2 separate regions of the Homo sapiens genome follow, and region 2 is linked to region 1. A link is an interaction called in ENCODE POLR2A ChIA-PET data of the cell type or tissue named here. Cell type or tissue: GM12878. All regions are shown on one strand.

The links. Peaks named below come from ENCODE experiments on the same cell type or tissue, not always from the same donor. Only the 100,000 strongest peaks of a DNase experiment are listed, where the experiment ranks them.
Region 2: POLR2A ChIA-PET joins it to region 1 with 12 read pairs; 2 of 35 experiments call an interaction of 5 or more read pairs at or near these places.

What each region holds. Positions count from the first base shown.
Region 1 is chr15:59,519,478-59,521,977 of GRCh38, reverse strand. FAM81A (family with sequence similarity 81 member A) reads right to left here. Exons shown (of 9, transcript NM_152450.3): 9 at 1-724. The coding sequence ends at 600. Among named protein-coding and RNA genes, the nearest start is that of FAM81A, 83 kb to the right of the region's middle. In GM12878, no CTCF peak of the experiment used is centred here; no DNase peak of the experiment used is centred here; H3K27ac peaks cover 405 bases.
Region 2 is chr15:59,069,908-59,072,407 of GRCh38, reverse strand. All of the region lies in intron 6 of RNF111 (ring finger protein 111), which reads right to left. Among named protein-coding and RNA genes, the nearest start is that of CCNB2, 34 kb to the left of the region's middle. In GM12878, no CTCF peak of the experiment used is centred here; no DNase peak of the experiment used is centred here.

The DNA of each region.
Region 1 (2,500 bases):
TTTTTAAACTATTTCCATTACATAAATGGTGGGGTTTATTCTAAATGTTAAATCCTTTCCCCTTACAAAAGACAGAAGATTTACAAGAAGATAACCAATATAAGAAGTGCATAGACAACGATAATAAAATCCAAATTGGACTCAAAGGTTGAAGTCTAATCTACTGGGACATTCTCTTAATTTAGGGTGAGGAGCAACACATTCCTGTGATGATTCATTAGTTTCTTAATTAAAAAAAAATCCCCATGACATTTTTCAAAATAGTAAACAGTCTTCATTAGTGCATCAAGCATTGAAGAAAAATTGTCGTCTTTCCATTCGTAAAATGAAGAAGATAAAAGCCTTTCAAAATCCAGGGCGGGGGATTTCCATTGAATTTAGAGAAGTGAAATAAACTGGTAAAAACTGTATTTCATACTTTTAACAAAAGAGTATTTTCAAGACTCAAGGTAAACATTTAGACCCATAAAAACACATTTCTTGGCACATGCACGCCATGGATGGAACAATCCTGAATGCAGCGATGGCCTGGCTACAGAGGTATCCGGCTCCTAGCCCCACTGGCAAAACTGTCTTTTAGGACCTTGTCCCAGCTCCCTTCACATGGGGGTCTCTGGCTTCTGCATCAGCTGGATTTGCTTCTGTAGCTGGTCCCTGTCCAGCTTCATCTTGGCCTCGAGAACTTGCCTGAGGGATCCTATGCTTTCATAGACGGCTGTAAACCCTTGAAGGAGAGGTAAATTTCACAACAGTTAACAATTTTTTTAAAATGCTGTATCAAATTCTATAGTATCTAGTAATGGTTGATTCAGGCAAAAATTATTAATAGATGCTAAAACCTCTGGGATGAAAGTATGATGGGGAACAGGTGAGTTTCTAGTTTCTCCCTAGAGATTACTTTTTAATTACAAAAAGGAAAAAGGAACTATTACAATGGAGAAGACTGTCATATACCCCTTTAACCAAGTGATCAAATCTCACGTCACCCATACTGGGAGAAACAACATCACGTAACTTCTGAAAAGATACCCTGAGCAGGGCACAACATCACTTCTTGACATTTTTAAAGAATACCAAAATACACAACCTAAATTATATCAAGATGAAGCAAACAGGCCTGGTACGGTGGCTCATGCCAGTAATCCCAGCACTTTGGGAGGCCAAGGCGGATGGATCACCTGAGGTCAGGAGTTCGAGCCAGCCTGGCCAACACGGCGAAACCCTGTCTCTACTAAAAATACAAAAATTAGCTGGGTATGGTGGCGCACACCTGTAGTCCCAGCTACTCGGGAGGCTGAGGCAGGGAGAATTGCTTGAACCCAGGAAGCGGACGTTGCAGTGAGCTGAGATTGTGCTACTGCACTCCAGCCTCGGCGACAGAGCAAGACTCGTCTCAAAAAAAAAAAAAAAAAAATGAAGCAAACAAATCTAAACTAGGGATAGTCTACAAAATGCTGGCTGGCTGGTATTCTTTAAAAAGGTCAACATCACTGAGAAACTGATCCAGATTAATAGAGACTAAATAAAGAAACATGACAACTAAATACGATGTGTAATTCTGGATTAGAACCTGAAGGGCCAACATCACTAATTATAGGAAAAATACAAATTAAAACCACAATGAGTTATCACCTCACACCTGTTAGGATGGCTATTATCAAAAAGACAAACGAGTACAAGCATTAGCGAGGGTGTGAAGAAAGGGGAACACTTGTACACTGTTGGTGGGAATGCAGGATGGGGCAGCCATAGTGGAAAACAGTATAGGGCAGGGGTATCCAAACTTTCAGCTTCCTTGGGCCACACTGAAAGAATTGTCTTGGGCAATACAAATACACTAACACTAATGATAGCTGATGAGTGATTTAAAAAAAAAAATCACAAAAAAATCTCATAATGTTTTAAGAAAGTTTACGAATTTGGGTTAGGCTGCATTCAAAGCCATCCTGGGTCGCATGTGGCCTGCGGGATGTGGGTTGGACAAGCTTGGTATAGAGGTTACTAAAGAAATTTAAAATAGAACTACCATACGACCCAGCAATCTCACTACTGGGTATATTCCCAAAAGAAATTAAATTACTGCCTCATAAAGATATCTGCACTCCCCTGTTCACTGCACCATTATTTACAATAGCCAAGATATGGAAACAACTGAAGTGTGTCCATCAAAAAATTAGTGAATAAAGAAATTGTGTATATATACAAATGATGAATATTATTCAGCTTTACAAAAAAGGAGAGCCTGCCATTTGTCACAAATGGATAAAAATGGAGGACATTATGCTAAGTGAAATAAGACAGATACAGAAAGAAAAATACTGCACGATCTCATATGTGGAATCTAAAAAAAGAAAAGGAAGGAAGAAGGGAAGGGGAGGGGAGGGGAAGGGAAAGGAAGGGAAGGGAAGGGAAGGGAAAGGAAAGAAAGGAAGAAAGAAAAGAAAGAGAAAGAAAGGAAAGAAAGAGAGAAAGAGAGAAGGAGGGAGGAAGGAAGGAAGGA
Region 2 (2,500 bases), 450 kb after region 1:
ATATATTACATTAGTACATCACATAAACTTAAAGCAGCTGCAAAGTTTGAAAGGATTGATTCCAATTCTGAAAGAAGTTCTATGGGTAAAACACCATTAAACAGCATCATGTGCTACAGAGAAATCTTTCATGAAAGTAACAGTCAATCAATGCAGCAAACTTCATTGTTATCTTACTTCAAGAAATTGCCACAGCCACCCCAATCTTTAGGTACCACCACTTTCATCAGTCATAGCCACCAACATTAAGGCAAGACCCTCCATCAGCAAAAAGTTTACAATTTGCTGAAGTCTCAGAGGATTGCTGGCATTTTTAAAAAATGTATTAGCAATAAAGTATTTTTAAATTGAATTATTTTTAAACTGAAACATGTACAATAAGGTATTTTTAAACTGAAGTATTTTTAAATTGAAGCATGTACATTTTTTCAAACATAATGTCACTGTGCAGTGGACTTAGTACAGTGTAAATATTAAATTTTATATGTACTGGGAAACAAAAAAATTCATGTGACTTGCTTTATTGCAATATTCACTTTATTGTATTTATTGTGGTTGTCTGGAACCAAACCTGCAGTATCTCCAAGGTATGCTTGTATTAGGAATACGATTTTAGGGAAAGCCCATCAACTAAGTTGGGAAATAAACCAGAGGGTAGATTCCACTTCCACTCATCAGTAATATTTTCCTCCAAAAACTTTATTTTTTTTTTTTTTTGCGACAGGATCTCTGTTACCCAGGCTGGAGTGCAGTGGCACAATCTTGGCTCACTGCAAGCTCCACCTCCTAGGCTCAAGCGATTCTCCTGCCTCAGCCACCCACAAGAAGCTAGAACTAAAGGCACGAGACCCCACGCCCAGCTAATTTTTGTTTTTTTGTTTCGTTTTGTTAGAAACGGGGTTTCACCATGTTGCACAGGGTGGTCTCGAACTCTTGCGGTCAAGCGATCCACCCGTCTCAGCCTCCCAAGGTGCTAGGATTTCAGGCGTAAGCCACTATGCACTGCCTTCCAAAAGCATCTGGAAAAATCCTAAGCAAAACACTTTCACCTCTACTCTATAGCAAAGGCAAGAATCACTTCTTCGTATTCTTTTTTTTTTTTTTTTTTTGAGATGGAGTCTCGCTCTGTTGCCCAGGCTGGAGTGCAGTGGTGCAATCTCGGCTCACTGCAAGCTCCGCCTCCCGGGTTCAGGCCCATTCTCCTGCCTCAGCCTCCCGAGTAGCTGGGACTACAGGCACCCACCACCACGCCCGGCTACTTTTTTTGTATACTTAGTAGAGACAGGGTTTCACCATGTTAGCCAGGATGGTCTCAATCTCCTGACTTCATGATCCGCCTGCCTCAGCCTCCCAAAGTGCTGGGATGACAGGCGTGAGCCACCGCGCCCGGCCACTTCTTCGTATTCTTGAATACAAACCTACTGCTTAGGTTCAGTGGAACCATACTTTTCAAAATGTGATGAAAGATCATAAAGATCTGATGTTATATATGGAATTATATACAGCAACTGTGCAATACTGGAAGCTGAGGGGCTGGAGATGAAAAAACCTAGGGTAATGCATTTGTCAAAGGCTCAAGTCACCCAACAGTCCCGAGAGGAACCACAGCATTCTTTTTAATTTCAGTGAGCTCTAGGTTTAGGGGGAATAATAGAAACAAAAGGAACTCTGGGTGCTGAAAGGAAAGGGGTGTGATGATACTCAAGTTGGGAAAGAGAAAAGGAGGAGCTCCTTTCTTTTGTATTATTTATCTACAATCAAGTATATGTCTGTTCTCCTTCTGTTGAGCTGTACAATCAAGTATATGTCTGTTCTTCTATTGAGTTGGCAAATACAATGTATGTCTTCAATGCAGGTAAATACGGTTTAAGAATAATGTTTTAAGACTGAATTTATGTTTATGGTTCAAATCCTTTCCCTACTATTTAGACTAAAATTAGCAAATGGACTAGAATATCAACATCTTATGAAGGTGACCAAATTTCATTTTATCTTCATCTCTAGTCAGTGATTAAGAACATTCCCAGAGTAAAGTAATTCCTAGAAGAAACTGAGGGTAAAATTAAAGAATAAAGGGAAAATAAAAACAGTAATGAGAACCCTCTTCTTCACAATTCCAGTTCATTCAATTCTTATTCCCGAAGGACAATCAAGGGTAAGCAAGATGAGTATAGTGATGGGACATAATAATTGGCTTACACAGATTATAAATGATGCATCACACTAATTAAACTACTAGGCACAGTGGTACATGCCTGTAGTCCCAGCCAATTAGAAGTCTGGGGCAGGAGGATTACTTAAGCCCAGGAGTTTAAGGCCAGCCTGAGAAACAAGGCAAGATCCTCTCTAAAAAAAAAAAAAAAAAAAAAAAAAAAAAAGCAGGAGGTGGGGTGGGGTTGGGGGGTGGGGATGGTGTGGCAGGGGTGGGTAGGGATGAAAGCCATATCATATCAAAGCAAGCAGTGAGGGCTATCTACATGACTACTGCATCTTCTCGGTA